2 separate regions of the Mus musculus genome follow, and region 1 is linked to region 2. The links are chromatin loops, found by intact Hi-C in ENCODE. Cell type or tissue: left cerebral cortex. All regions are shown on one strand.

Evidence for each region. A loop is a pair of places that touch in the nucleus more often than their neighbours do. Peaks named below come from ENCODE experiments on the same cell type or tissue, not always from the same donor. Only the 100,000 strongest peaks of a DNase experiment are listed, where the experiment ranks them.
Region 1: it touches region 2 in a loop (3-fold over the local background); 9 of 42 quality-filtered maps call a loop at or near these places.

The regions. Positions count from the first base shown.
Region 1 is chr11:34,130,863-34,138,862 of GRCm38, reverse strand. It overlaps Gm12121 (a long non-coding RNA gene), which reads right to left and starts at 1,918. Exons shown (of 5, transcript XR_872376.1): 1 at 1,212-1,918; 2 at 1-594. In left cerebral cortex, no CTCF peak of the experiment used is centred here; a DNase peak (open chromatin) is centred at 4,856.
Region 2 is chr11:34,811,448-34,819,447 of GRCm38, reverse strand. Spdl1 (spindle apparatus coiled-coil protein 1) reads left to right here. Exons shown (of 12, transcript NM_027411.2): 10 at 138-325; 11 at 5,774-6,122. Among named protein-coding and RNA genes, the nearest start is that of Spdl1, 18 kb to the left of the region's middle. In left cerebral cortex, a CTCF peak has its summit at 4,475 (motif pointing right); a DNase peak (open chromatin) is centred at 4,465.

The DNA.
Region 1 (8,000 bases), 680 kb after region 2:
AGGGGAGGCTGGCATGTTTTACAAAGCAATTAAAGCCTAATACCTCCAAATCAGAAACCGGTACCCGTCTTTTCTCATGAGTGCAGATATAAGTTTACAAAACTGAGAATTTATCCTTCCTATGTTCAGAAGGACTGAAAATTGAAAAGACACTTTGTGGTGTCACTGCAGGGTGCAGTGTGAGGTAAAGCCTTGTCCAGATGTCACCTAAAATTAGCTCTCATTTGCTCAGTGCTGGAAATCATGGCTAAGACAGGGTAGCCAAAGGCTCCCAGCTCTCCCCAATGACCACCCTGTGCCATCATGTGGAGGATTCAATTCTACACAGAAATCCAACCCTCGCCCCCAACCCCTGCCATGGTCTCATGACCCCAAAGGAATGTGTGGACCTTCTTAGGATGTTTCAAGTGAGAATATAATAAAGTCAGCATATTCTCTAAGGCTTGCTGCGGGAGTTTGTCTGTAGGTAGTAGCTAGTACTGACCGTCCGTGCTGGATGCTGTTGTCACACTCAAATGTTGGTCAATGAAGTACCCACCTTGGAAAATCACCCACAGGAAAGCCAAGCTCTCAAAAAGAACATTTTGACTTTTTCTGGAGGAAATAGAAAATGAAATATAAAAGTCAATTATCTTGAAAGTAAGAGGGGCAACTTCACTCACAAATGCTGTACTTTATAGCTCAGTTGGAAAACAATCGTTCAAGTGTTTCCCGGGCTAAATTCAAAGGAAAGAAATTTAAAAAACAAGAAATCAAGTCTAAGCCTCCCTCTACCTATTCCTCTTATTGAGTCTTCCTTAGGCTGGGGGCGGGGGGGGGGGGAGACAAAGGACTTGAAACACAATAAACAAGTATTCTGTGCTAATCTAGCCACAAACCCTTCCCCTTAAAGCTGGGTATCAAGAAATTACTTTTGTTTACCCTAACCTATTGGCACAGACCCCACCATTCCTCGGGCCTTCTCCCAAAGATGATGTGGACACGTCTGCTCTTTTTCTCTAAGAATTTGAGGGTAAAGTTATCACCAACTCCTCCAGCTAAGCCTAAGGTGCTTCACTGTACCCACTCAATATCCTCTACCTTCTCCTCCACAGAAACTCCACAGGAAGGGCAGAGGGGACACAGCCTTCATCTAAATATGAAGAAGTTACAGAGCCTCATCTATACTAAATAATGCAAGCTTCACAATCGCCTCCATTACCGCCACTCACCCACTCTGGGCAATTTCATTCTGCTAGCTCAAGGCAAGATGTAGGAATGATTTTATGATCTCCACGGATGGCTTTCAGAGACAAATATTTTCTTCCGTCACCAATGACTACATTCAGAATTGCCTGGAGGTTGAATTTTTCTGCTGCAGATTATCTGCTGTGGAACTGTAGGCCTTGGTTCCCCTCATCTGTAAAATGGGGTAACACAGCACCTACCTTGCAGGATTGTGGTGAAGGTTTAATGAGATAATGCTTAGCACATGATGAGTGCTCAGTGGGCTGTCAATGGTTAAGGTCAACTCTGGCTCAAGCTTGTGCCATGGTTTATCAGCAGCTCCTGGGTTGGCTGATGCAAGAGAGAGGATCTTATTATGCTCAGAAAGGCCCACAGGAAGTGATGAGGACTCAGCTCTTCCACAAACGCCCAAGAGTCATTTGTGTGAGTTCTTGCTTTCCTGGGGAGCCAGCTAGCAGGGCTTGGGAGTAACGTAGCTCAGACCAGCTCCCGCTGGATATCAGGGTGATGGTGGCTCCCTGGAGAATCCTTGCTGGCTCCATGTGCACCTGCCCAAGCTTGCACGCCCGCACATGTGCCTTCTTCCTTACTGTGCATTGCCTCTTCACATCTAGGCACAGCCAGATCCCTGCAGTCCAGGCCAGAGACAAAAGCCATTGCTGATCCCTGAGTGAGGCCCAGTGCATTTCAACCTGAGGATTTATACCAAGCAGAAAGATCCACAGAATAGGAAAATGCAAATCAATTGTGGAATATAATATTATCATTGTCAACATAAAAGACTTTTATTTACTGCTCCTTAAAAGAAAATACCCCATGGTGCCATTTGTTTCAGGGAATGCAAAAAAGGTTTCAACAACTAACATGGCATGTTTCTGAGCAAAATATGCCCCATATGTGATGTTGGAGCGCAGATTGTCAGTGGCCACTTGTGTGTCTGTGTTCTTGCAAACAAACCCATGACCCAGAGTCACAGAAGGTCACTGCCAGCCTTCCTCTCTGAGCAATAGGCCATCTATTCCCACCCTCCACAAATGAGCCAGGCAATACTGTAAGACAGGACACAGGGTGTGCATATTTCAGGATAAGGTAACTGAGTAGCTGCTTGGTTTCAGGGACAATGGTGGAGCTCAAACATGTGAAGAGCTGACATAGCTCTGGGCAAAGGGTGGAAAGAAGTCCTCTAGAGCTGCAGTTCCCAGCCTGTGGGTCATGGCCCCTTAGGGAAACCTCCATCTCCACAATTATTTGCATTATTTCTCCTAACAGTGGCAAAATTACAGTTATGAAGTAGCAATAATTTTGAAATAATTTTGTGGTTGGGGGGGGTCACCACAACATGAGGAGCTGTATTCAAGGTCACAGCATTAGCAAGGGTGAAGATCAGTGTGCTCAGTTATACCCTTACAACAGTAGACTCACTTAAGTTCAAAATCATTTACCATTTTTTGTCTTCCACTGGGTACAGACCAAGGATGACACCACGACATTTGAGGAGTTGATTAATGCATGTTTTCTTTTCTCTTTCTTTCTTTCTTCTTTCTTTCTTTCTTTCTTTCTTTCTTTCTTTCTTTCTTTCTTTCTTTTTGAGTTTGGGGTTTTTTTAAATGAGTTTAACATGAAACATAACAGCAACCATTTTAGTTTTGAGTGGGACTGAGTCTAAATTTATAAGGCTTCAAACAATAATAATTACCTTAATGACACTTTATATAAAATAACATATATTCTACATGGTTCTCTCAATAGCCTTTGGAAATGTCCAAGTACAAGAGACCACTGATATCTGCAAGGGATTGGCCATATAAATCGCTGCAGATACCAAAATGCAAGGCTGTTCTAATTCCTAATATTAGATGGCATAGCATTTGCATGTATCTTATGGGCACCTTCTCATATAACTTCAATAATTTCTAACACCCATTACTATCAGGGGCTAGATATTTTGCTGATAATAACAAAAAAATACCTACACATGTTCAATGCAAGTATTCTCAAAATTTTTCCTTTCACTCTTGATTGTATTCGCAGATGTGAAGCCTAAAGATACAAAGGTCTGGAAGTATTACTACAGGCAATTTGCCCACGAGCAATCAGAGGCTCGAGGAAGGTGAGGTATAACCTGGCCTGTATGGGGAGAAGCTGAGATACGTACTTGTGTCTCTCTTGCTGCAGAGGTATCCATCCAGATCCCCCTGCTCCACCCCACCCCACTCTGGCTACACCACCTCACCCTGGCTATTCCACTCCACCCTGCCCCACCTTTGCAGGCAGCATCTTGTGGGCATCACACTGCACTCCCAGGGGAGAGGGATTCTCATACACTCGAGAAACTGATACTCAAGAGAGGAAAACCATTAACCATTGTCACTTGGACATGATGCAGTTTGACAGGAACCTGAAGCTCAAGCCCAGATTCTAGATCCTGTGAGAGCTCAGAGGCATTATAGTGTCATGCCTTGTATCCCTCCTTCATGTTACATGAGTGTATTGACTTCAAGCTTCCAAACCAGTAACCCCATTTCTTGCCCTCCCCCCATTCCTTTCTCTGTTTTCACTTGCAGCTCTTGTAAGCAAGGAGCACCTCCATGTGTTGCGATATGAAAATGGGCCCCTACAGACAGCTGATATCATATGCAGACCCCCCTGAAAGACTTCCTTGTGGAGGTGACATTGAACTGAGACCTGGCCCTGCACAGACCTGGTGACGAGTTCCGGGAGGGACCGTGCCAAGCCCCAAAGTGCCATGCTTTGGGTGGCCACTCACCCCAGAGTTTCCATGATGATACCAAGGTCACCCAGTCCAGACTCAAATTTCAATCAACAATGAATCATAACCACCCCAGGAGTCTAACAGCCCACACCCCAAACCTCCACCGAACCCACCACACCCACAATGACAGTTTATTTGACCAACACAGAGGAGATTATTCCAAAATATACTTGGTAAGAGGAAACATCCACAGGGAGGTGAGCTTCAGTTTCATCTTTAAACAGCTTTCGGCATTTGCTATGTGTTACTTGCACCTGCTGGAAGGGTTGGGCCTCTGCAGTTAACTCGCACAAACCCTGTTTTCCTTTGGATAATTCTGTGTGAACAGAATGGGGGACAGCTACTAAGAGGCTAGATGGAGTCAAGTGTCCTGGGTGCACACTCACCTTGCTCATGTAGTTTCCTTCAGCCCCAGGAGGAAGGCACCGGAAGCCCCACCTTAATAACCAGGGACATCAGGTCACTGAGAGGCAAAACAACATCCTTGAGACTACATAGCACTAAGTGAGAGAGAAGAATCTAGCCCTAGCTCACCAGTCACTTATCCATTAAGTAATCAAATGTATGGATCACTAAAAGGTTCCAGGTATGTTGCTAAAGGACTAGGGCAGCATGATCTTGTTGGATTATCAAGATGTTTTATTCTTGTTCTCATCCTGTCTCATAGCGCTCTTGCCTCGACTTCTTGTATTGCTAGCCCCATTTTGCAGATGAGAAAACTGAGACTAAGGGGGTGAAGCAGTTCACTTTGTCATTCGGCTCCTGTGGTAAAGCGAGGATTCAAACCAAGATAAGCCCAGTCTCTCTTCCTTTAAGTGACTCATGCCAAGAGAGGGAAAGATGGAGACATTCCACATTTAAGATTAGAAAGTAGGATAGCAGAATGTAAAGCCTGGCTCCAAGCCGGATCCTGGTCCCCAGGGAAACGCACTAATCAGCATTTACCTGACAGAAGTACAATTGTGAGCAGTAGGTTGCATTTTTTTTTTAAAAAAGCCATATCAATTTCAAATTTACACTGTGATTCAGGAAGGGAATGTATTGATCCCTTGGAAGCTCACACTGAAGTATTCATAGGTACGGGTGGTATTAACTGCAACTCTCCCTATTGTTAAGGGAAAATATCTGTGCCGTGCACACGTGCGTATGTGTATACAGAGAAAGAGCAGACGAGACGAAGTGTTCCAGAGGATGAATCTGGTGAGCACACTCATGCTTCTGAAGTCATTGCCCGGAACAACTGTATGAGGTAGGAGGACGGAAAGTTGGCAGTGTTGCCATGAGCTCATGGGAATTCCCTGAACCCTATTCCATGGATGGCTCATCTCACTCCTGGGTCATCCCCCCACACACACACACACCACCCCCGTTCTGCTTCTCTGAAGTTCTGCCACATCTAATTCATCCCTTCAGCTCTGCATGTCCAGTTTGTTAAACGCACACTGCCCTGAAAGCTATTCACCATTCCATTGCTCAGGAGCTACAGTGCAGAATGTCCATATTCACTCCTGGCTGAGACACTGTTTCTGGGTGAGCTTGTTCCACTGCAGAGAAGGGCATTGTGGAGTGAAGCAATGGAAGGTGAGAGGTGTGCGAGAGCAACACGGTGGACCAATTGCAGAGCCCGAAATGGTGAGGGCTAAGAGGAACCAGGGTACATTCCCAGAGGGGAAGAGAGGTTGCTTTCATACCAAGTCAGGAGAGGGCTGATCCCGAACCCAAGATGTGTATAAAGATGTATGTTTTTAAAAACTCCTCCTACTTGGTTATCATTTTCTCTGGAAAATAAATAAGCATTAACTAATAATAATAAGGTCGGAAGACATGACTCAGCAATTAAGAGCACTTACTGTTCTTACAGAGGGCCAAGTTCAGTTCCCAGAATCTACCTCAGGCAACTTGCAGCTCCCTGTAACTCCAGCTCCGGGGGATCCAAGGTCCTCCTCTATTCACACATGCACAGACCCCACACACAAACACGCAATTAAAAAGTAACTACAATCTTTAAACATGTTTTAATGAATGGCGATTACTGTTGCTAAAGCCAGTATCATCCAGGGCTTGCCTTTTAGATTAGCTTGCCACTCAGAGAAAAGTAGAAATAAGCAAAGCTGAAGTATAATACTAGAGAGCTACTCTAAGCACTAAAAGCTAAACATGATATCTGAATTGGGGGAGGTATTTTTTTCATGCAAAGAAGCATGTGACAAGTCACACTTGCCCAATGTCAGAAACAGGAAAAAAATCTGTGTGTTAATTAACAAAAATTAGAAATAATGATAATTTATAACACTTTGCAGTGATGCTTTTAGAGAAACTAGAAAAAAATTAAAAACAACCTCTGGAAACTTGTCATAGTGCTGCGTACCTGTAATTGAACTCTCAGAAGGTCAAACAGGGGGTTCAAGAGTTCAAAGCCAGCCTGTGCTATGTATTCAGTCTCAACAACAAAAAATCTGGGAAATAACACAAATACACAAAAATAAGGGAAAGACTAAATAAAGAGCAGCATACATATTGATTGAATATTAGAATAACAATTAGAAAACCTATACTTGTTATAGACTGACCTGTACCTATAATATTGAAACCCTAAGGTTGAAACCCTAACCCACCATCTCATGAGACAGTATCAGGCATGAGGGCATTAGTCAAGGCCAGATGAGATGGCGAATATGGAAGCATGGTCTGACACTCCCAGAGGTCAGACAGTGAGACAAGCAAGCTTCCTCAGAAGCAAACTGAGCAGCACGTTGAATTTGAACTTCCTGGCTTCCAGGTCAGGGACAAACGAGATTCTGTTGCTTAAACGACACAACTCATGCCACTTGTCTGGCGGTCCAAACAAACTAACATAATTCTCTCACCCAAAAACCTTAGGTGAGAAACAGTCTCAAAGCCAAAGTGTATTTGTGGTATTTTACAGCAACAGAAGGAGATGAAAAGTCCAGATTCACAATTCCACGCTGTGCCCACACTATTCTTATCAAGTCTGGGTGCTAGACATGGCAGAATGGCTTTTAGATGCATCATCACACCTAATGTTCCCAAAGGGGTGGATATAACCTCTATCCTTTGAGAGAGACTGAAAACAGAGTCAGGGGCCCAAGTCCCAGAAACGGGTTCGTGAAGCTCCAACTTGAACTGAGTCTTGTCCAAATCCACCTTGCTACGCGCTTCAGGTCTATGGACACTCAAAGCGGTGGACAGTTTGCCTCTGCAGCTGCAGAATAAATTTGTTGCTCATGGATACAAGCTGAGGCAGGCATGCCCCTAGCTGAGTGTGATGATTTCCTAAGCTCTCCTCCGTGCCCCTGGAGCAGCTCTCCTGCCCTGGGATGCTAACTTATTACTTGAGAAACATCTTCAGAAAGAGCTCGTTTTGTTTTCTGCCTTGGGAGAGCTAAGCTGACTCCTGAGCAGACATGGCGAACTTAGACATGGTTTGCAAGAGACCAGCGCTGTCTCTATCACTATCACATGTTCTGACTTTCCAGGGTGGGGTCCTTCTTAAGGCACTCCTATGCTCTGGGTCTATGAGAAAGGCTGCAGCAGACAGCTCGGGAGAGTCCTAATCTAGAAGTTTGTTTGGGAGGCTCTACCGCTACCTCCTATTGAAATCATACTATTTTTATTGCATCTCTCTGAAATCATCTTATTTTGACCCTATTTTAAGCGTATCATCTCTTTGATGCTCAGAACACCCCTGGATTTGCCTCCAGCTTTCCCCGCTATTTACTATTCTTTTGCTGCATCCTTGAGATACTCTTTGCTAAGCCCTACCTGACAGCAGAGGCGCTAAGGACTTCACTTAGGTTGTGACTTTCCAGCCCAGCTTAATCTCTTTGGAAAGACCCCTCCTCGCCCATGGGGGACCTCTGTGGCTCCGGGAAGCATTAGATCCTCGACTGTTCATGACCTAGAATAATCATGACCCGGAAATACTTACTGATGGGCGAATACAGAAAGAAGTGACTGATTTGCCTTAAGCTCCTGTTCC
Region 2 (8,000 bases):
TATTTAATTGTTTGTTGTTTCTTTTTTTAATGCTAAAAATCTCAGAAAAAAAATGCCTTTTTAACACGCAAGGTTTATTTCACCATGTCAGTGGCATGCATTCTTTTCATGTTCTTTATTCTTTCCTGTTACTGTAGCAAAGAAAATGAAAGCACAAAGGACGAGCTGTCCATCCAGAGGATGAAGGCTTTATTTGAGAGCCAGCGGGCCCTGGATATTGAGCGGAAACTGTTTACAAATGAAAGACACCTGCAGCTCTCAGAAAGTGAAAACATGAAACTGAGAGCGAAGCTAGATGAACTCAAGCTGAAGTATGAACCGGAAGGTGTGTTCTATAGGCTCTTACCTTTCAGATTGGGAGGAACCCTGAGAAACTATAAACCAACTTGTCATTATGTCTCTAGTACAGTGGAGCTGTCAAATGTGTAGGAAAACTAAGAGGTTGGTCACTGCATAAGCATGAATATAATCATGTTTTCTCTTAGGATAGCTGAGTTCAACATACTGAATAGCAAGAACTTGAGCTTTTCTCCTTTAAGATTGTAGCATCTCAGCTGGGCATGATGGTGCACGCCTTTAATCCCAGCACGCGGGAGGCAGAGGCAGGCGGATTTCTGAGTTCGAGGCAGCCTGGTCCTGAGTTCCAGGACAGCCAGGGTGATACAGAGAAACTCTGTCTCGAAAAACCAAAACCAAAAAAAAAAAAAAAAAAAAAAAAAAATTGTAGCATCTCAGGGTGTTCCAACGGGTTTTGAAGTTACTTTGAGGAAGGGTCTCACTGAGTAGTTCAGGCTGGCCTCATATTCATAATCTTCTTTATTCTGCCTCCTGAATGGAATCAAAGATGTGTGTTTCATTTCGTTGAAGCAGCTGATACCGAGAGCTAGACCAGTTACAGAAGAACTAGCAAGACTTCTGTTCTAGGACTTTCTCCTTCCTTCCTCTCTCCCTAACTCCCTCAGCCCATCTTTCTCCCCTTCTGATGAACCTCTGGAGGAGCATTCCAGGACTGATGGAGTACTGTGCATGTTAGGATCCAGGCTCTTTAGATGTTGTCTGTTGCCATTCCATTGACCAGAAACTAGTCATGTGTCCCAGGACTCACCACCAGAAATGCAGAGAAGATGTAGTTTTGACCTCAAGAGCTATCCATATTGAGAGTTCTAATTGTTTTTCTTCTGACACATAGTAATTGGACACAAGGGTGCAATGTGATGTTTCCACTTATGTATTGTATAATGTTCAAATCAAGGTAAATTAATATCCATTCCTGTAGAAACATCTCAGAATTACTCATGATTTTAAGTTGAATATCTTATACTTTATCCTTTTGAAGTTGAGAAAACTCTTTGAAAGTTTTCTTCCTAACTCTGACTTACAAAGTACGTTATTGTTAACTGTGGCTGTCATGGTGTTAGAGCTCCCAGGCATAGGAGATCACATAATAGTTACTTTTTAAGCATGTATTTATTATTGCATGTGAGTGTGTACCTGTATGTATGTGTGCTTACACAGCACAGCATGTGTGTGCTGATCAGACACCAACATTGTAAGGCTGGATCCCTCTTTCTACCTCTGCAGTTCCTAGAGCATGAAGTCGCATTCTCAGGCTCATGAGGCAAGCAACTACCAGTGAGCCATCTCCTAGCCCCTATTTTGCCTTTTTATAAAGTCAGATTGTTTGTGAGGTATTTTGGTTTGGGGTTTTTATAATTTGTAGACACTAATGTTGTATCAGGCGTGTAATTTGCTGATGTTTCCTTCTACCCTGTAGATGCTTTTCATTGCTTCCTTTGCTGTTCCAGGGATCTTAGGGTGATACAGGGCCTCATGTTTATTTTTGCTTTGATTGCTTGTGCTTTCTTCACGAGCTCAGTCATGCAGCCATCACTCTGTTTTCTTAGCGCAGTTAATTGAAGAGCTCCTCCTTTCCCTGTCCCATGTTCTGACGTTGTGAACATATGAGCTGAGTGGTGGGGGTTGGTTACTTCCCAGCTCTTTGTTCAGTCTGTACTCGTGTTCCTTCTATTGCTGCCTTCCTTGGGGTCTGAAAACATTTCATGGGACCTGGGTTTGGGTTTGGTTTTTGTTCGTTTCTGTTCAGAATTGGTTTTTTCCTAATATGTGATCTTCATATGCAGTAGAGAAGATGGGAATTCTACAGCTGTTGGATAGACTGTTTTGTGAGTTTGTATCAGCTCCATTGAAGTGTAGAGTACACTTGAAATGCACCATGTTGCTGATTTTATCTGGATGACTTCCATGGCTGTAAGTGGGGTGTTGCCCTCCACAGTTGTTGCTTGTCCAGCTGTCCCTCTAATACAGATTTGATCACGCCTGCATGGCATGCTTCTGTGTATAGTTATACTACAGACCTGGTCTGGGCCCCTTTATTGTTCCTCCATGTCCCAGCCTTATGGTTTTGATGTGAAGTTTATTTGACTTGACAAATATCTCACTTTCTCTGGTGGAGTACATCTTTATTCATTCATTTTTAGCCTCTGCATATCCTTGTAGATGACCAAGTCTCGTGTTGGCATCGTCATTTGCTCTTGTTTTTGTAATCCCTTCAGCTACTCTCTGTCTTACTAGATTATGTGATCCGTCTGCATCCAGGGCAATTACTGACCACTAAGAACCTGCTGCTGCTGCTGCATTGCGGCTGGTTTTCTAGTGTGCCTTTTCTTCCTTTCTTTTCTCCTACCATCTTCACTGCTGAGTAACGTTTCTTAGTCATTACGTTTGGTTCCCTGCCTTAGATTTTAACTTTTTACTTATAATGACCATGAAGCCCATAAAGAACCTCTTAATATGTAAAACAAGTTATGCTGAACAGAGCTGTGACCGTTTTCACTACAAAGGCAAAACCAAAACAAACTACCCTTCCCTTAGCTTCATTTCTCTTCTTGTTTTTAGTTTTGTTGTCAAATTTTAAATCATTTTATATTTCTTATCCTGTAAGAATTGATTGGAATTGTTCCTTTGTTAGTGTTTTTAAATCTTCCTGCTGAGAGCACAGGGGCTGTGGCTCTCAACTTTGAATATTCAAGGATTTTCTCTGAGTATTTCAGGGGTTAAACCTTCAGATACTTCTTCCACACTCAAAATTTATTTCTATGTATATGAGTGTTTTGTCTGCATGTCTGTCTGTACACCATGTACATGCCTGGTGCCTGCAGAGATCGGAAGATGTCAGATAACCCGGAACCGGAGTTAAGAATAGTTGTGAGCTGCCATATGGTTGCTGGGAACTGAACTCAGGTCCTCTGGAAGAGCAGCTAGTGCCCTTAACCACTGAGCATGTCCCTCCTCCCCAGCTTCGCATGGTTTCATGGTGCACATTTGCATTGTCTCTTATTTTTTGGTTTTGGTTTTGGTTTTTCGAGACAGGGATTCTCTGTGTAGCCCTGGCTGTCCTGGAACTCACTCTGTAGACCAGGCTGTCCTCGAACTCAGAAATCGCCTGCCTCTGCCTCCGGAGTGCTGGGATTAAAGGCGTGCGCCACCACCGCCCGGGGTATCTTCTCTTTCTTTTGAGCATCCTTTAGCTTTTATTAGGGAAGGGTGTCCGGCAGCTTTCCCCTTCAGTATCTGAAGTCCCCTGCAGTGCTGCCATTCTCTCACCTGCCCTGTGCTGCTCTTGAATGTTCTCTTTGACCTTTGAGAATTTGACTCTGTCCAGACTTTTGATCTTCCCATCTTTTTACATTTCTTGGGTTTATAGAGTTTTCTGTTATTCCTTTGGATAAACTTTGCACTTTTTGTCATTCTCTAGTTTTCTTCTGGACACCTTTGGATGGTATCTCCTAAAATGCTGACATTTTCTTTCTTCCTTCTCACTCATTTTCGTTTTCTTCTTTATTTTCAAGCAGCCTATCTTTAAAGCTCACTATTCTTTACTCTGGTTGATCAGTTCTGTGGTTTATGTCATCTACTTCAATTTTCACTGGTTTTTTTCCTTATATTTTTTGTTATCTGGAAGGATAATTGATGGAAATAAAGATTCTTATTCCACCTTTCATCTTGACTTTTTTCTTCCCTCCCTCCCTCCCTCCCTTCCTAACTTTGAGAGGTTCTCAAAGTTATATATGCAGTCTTGGTGAGTGTAGAACTCGTTGTATACTCCATACTTGAATTCGAGAACCTACTGCTGATGCCTGCTAAGTGCTGGAATTAAAGCTGTGCGCCATCATTCCTGACTCAGAGTTCTGTCCATTTTGATGGGGGAAATATCCTACATCTAATTACTCAGGAAATAGCCTGCCTATCCAGTCTTTGCAGCTGATCTATTGCAAACAGTGGGTTGTATGGTATAGAGGTTGAAAGTTAGAAAGTCAGTGTTAAGAAATGTATGAATTCTGTGCTTCTGACCCATCTCCTCCCCAGAAGGCTGGGTTAACTAACATGTTAGGTTTAAGGATTCTTCACCAGGTCCTTTGCCTAACTCGGCAGTCATCTCTGGGAACTCTATTAAGTCTCACCACTAGGGGGAGGTGTTCACAATAGAAAGATTTTTTTTTATAGTTTTTTTTTTTTTTTAAAGGCGTCTTTATCCTTTTTTTTCTCTTTGACTCCAATAGGCTCCCCTGATTAAGAATCACCCATTATGACATTGCCATGTTTCTGCCTTGATGATAATGGACTGAATTTCTGAACATATAACCCACCCCAATTAAATATTATCCTTATGAAAAGAAAAAATTACCCATTATGAATTTCTAAGGTCTGCCAACCTAGCAAAGACTCGAGGTGGTGGGAGTCAGGGTGATTGAGAAGCACAGAGGAAAAGAGAGGTGGGGTCTGGCTGACCTGAGAGCAGCAGCGCGAGCAGGGAGCCTTCCTGTGCAGGACCTCAGGCCGCTGATGTGCTGATGTTGAAAATGAAAGGGCACATTGATGTGTCGGTGGGAGGAAGGCATTAGGGCAAGTCACTGAGTGGCTGTGGGACCCTCATAGGGGATCAGTAGGCCATGAGGATAGGGGCTCTGCAGTAGCTGCTGGGAGGCAGGGTGTGGTTGGGACTGGGGAAACGTGCATCACACAAGTGGCCAGCATCTGAATATATTTTATAGATGAGTCCAGTAGGCATACATTACCAATATTCAGAGTTCCATCCTTCATTTCATCTCTACAAGACAGTACTGAATGAAGCAGGTTTGGTGTTCTTTAATTTAAAGATATCGAAGTGCAGAGAAGTTACTGCCTGAGATCACCTGGCTGCAGTGTGGGACCCGATCCAGAACTCCTGGACTCGGCCACTGCTGCCTTCCCTCCCAGAGGTTTCAGGAAGATGGCCTGCATTCCTGCTGTCACCTGCACATCCTGGTCAGCCTGGGCTTTCTAGATTACAGAATCGACAAGGAAAACATTGCAGATAGTCTTAGAAGACAGAGTTGATGGTGTGTGGGGCCCGAGCTGGAGTTCAGCGAGGGTAAAGCCTGGAGTCCTTTCCTGGACCACAGAAAGAGAACAGTGAAGAGTGCCTGCCAGAGAGACGGGGTGAAAACAGAGGAAGGAAGCAGAAATGAAGATGACCAGGAGAGTGAAGGAGGCTGGAAGGAGAGCCAAGAAAATGGGGACATACCACGTGTGTGGGGTGCTCAACATGCAGTATATACTTACATGAAAATTAAAAGTATATATTTTATCAAAGAGAAAAGTATATCTTCAGAGTACCAAAAAGAGAAATGAGTTTATGTATAACTCACTGAGTTTCCTTGGGTTGTGTCTTTGTTTTATTCAATAAGCATATATTTTAATGACTGTTTTTCAGAGAGAATTGAAGTACCTGTACTCAAAAGGAGGCGCGAGGTGCTGCCATTGAATATAACCACGCCAGAAGAAACAGAAGAAACAGCTGCTGCCAGTGCCACTGAGGATGGAGTTTCTAGACTCCCACCTCACAGGGAGGAGGAATCCTGTCTTAATAGCTTAAAAGATAACACTGTGCAGTGGAAACAGCCAGCCTCTTCATGTGTGCAGCCAGCCAGCCTCTCTCCTCATAAGAACCTGCATCTGGATACACAGCCGAAGAAGGAGAAGAAGTGTGTGAAGCTTGTGGATAGTCCGGCCAACATTGAGGTCTTACATGAACAAAGTGGGAATACCCCCAATTCTCCCAGGTCAGTGTCTTTCTGCCTGGCTGCCAGTAGCCTTCTCCATCATTCCTTTCTCACCGCCTGCATTGTGCCGTGTGGCTCTGTCTATGTTCCCAGCACTGTGTGCACTGGAGCCCTGCAGTCTGGGCACTGTGTGCACTGGAGCTCTGCAGTCTGGGCACTGTGTGCACTGGAGCGCTGCAGTCTGAGCACTGTGTGCACTGGAGCTCTGCAGTCTGAGCACTGTGTGCACTGGAGCCCTGCAGTCTGGGCACTGTGTGCACTGGAGCTCTGCAGTCTGAGCACTGTGTGCACTGGAGCTCTGCAGTCTGAGCACTGTGCACTGGAGCCCTGCAGTCTGAGCACTGTGCACTGGAGCTCTGCAGTCTGAGCACTGTGTGCACTGGAGCCCTGCAGTCTGAGCACTGTGTGCACTAGAGCTCTGCAGTCTGAGTACTGTGTGCACTGGAGCTCTGCAGTCTGGGCACTGTGTGCACTGGAGCTCTGCAGTCTGAGCACTGTGTGCACTGGAGCTCTGCAGTCTGAGTACTGTGTGCACTGGAGCTCTGCAGTCTGAGCACTGTGTGCACTGGAGCTCTGCAGTCTGAACACTGTGCACTGGAGCCCTGCAGTCTGGGCACTGTGTGCACTGGAGCTCTGCAGTCTGGGCACTGTGTGCACTGGAGTCCTGCAGTCTGAGCACTGTGTGCACTGGAGCCCTGCAGTCTGAGCACTGTGTGCACTGGAGCCCTGCAGTCTGAGCACTGTGTGCACTGGAGCCCTGCAGTCTGAGCACTGTGTGCACTGGAGCTCTGCAGTCTGGGCACTGTGTGCACTGGAGCTCTGCAGTCTGTTTGAGCACTGTGTGCACTGGAGGTCTACAGTCTGGGTGGCCTTCCTTTGTTTTTTTTTCAGAGGGTCAGGTAGACTCAGGTGACTGCAGGAGGAGGGGGCTGTGAACAGCAAGTGATGCTAGGCAGTTATACTTCCCAGTCCACAGAGCAAAGACAGCTCAGCCCAGCTTTCCAGAGTGTCTTGCTGGGTGGGATAAATAAATAAACTGTTGTTTTTCTCTTAGTTCAAGTAGCCATGAAAGAAAAACCAACTTTCTCAAAGGGCTTTCCAGTAGTCTAAGACATTTAGACTTAAGTTTTTTGGTAAGAACAGGTAAAAGTTTTTGTGGTTTTTCCATATTTATACTAAGCTTTCAGAAATAGGCTTTGATGCATGCTTGACATTTTTAAATATCAAAGCTAATTTAGTTTCATTTTTATTTCAAAACTTCAAAGCTTCCAGCTTTCTGTGTAATGGAGTTTGTGACTAACAAAGTATGGGAGGGTCTGTGAGGGAATCATTGTTCCAGGGCTCTCTCTGTCCCTTGGGAAAGTCAAACTCATAGAGATGAGAAGGTAGAGTGTCTGGAGCCCAGGCACCTGATACAGCAGGGTCAGGGCAGTGGTAAACGTGGACCTGATCTAGATGTCCAACACCCCAGGTATTGGTGAAGGATGTGTGGTATGTATACAGTGCAACCGTGGAGGCCACAGAGCTGGGTAATTTGGAGAAAGATGAATACAAGTAGAGCTGCTCATGCTAAACTAATTAAACCGTCTCTTAAACAGTACATTCTCTGATTTGTGACACCCAAACTTTATATGTGCATAAAATCATATATGTGCATGTAACATGAAAACAGAAGCAAAGTCTGAAGGGACAGGCACAGGAAGGATAGGGTGGAACACAGGTACCCTCACACTTGCACAGAAAATTTTAAAAAGTGAGTAAGGAAAGTGAAGGAGCCAGATCGTTTTAAGGAGATGAATGATGTCTGCATGCAGTACAGTGACAACTGTATTTAAAATAAAGCTGTATACATTTAAAAGTTGAGCATATTGATGAACA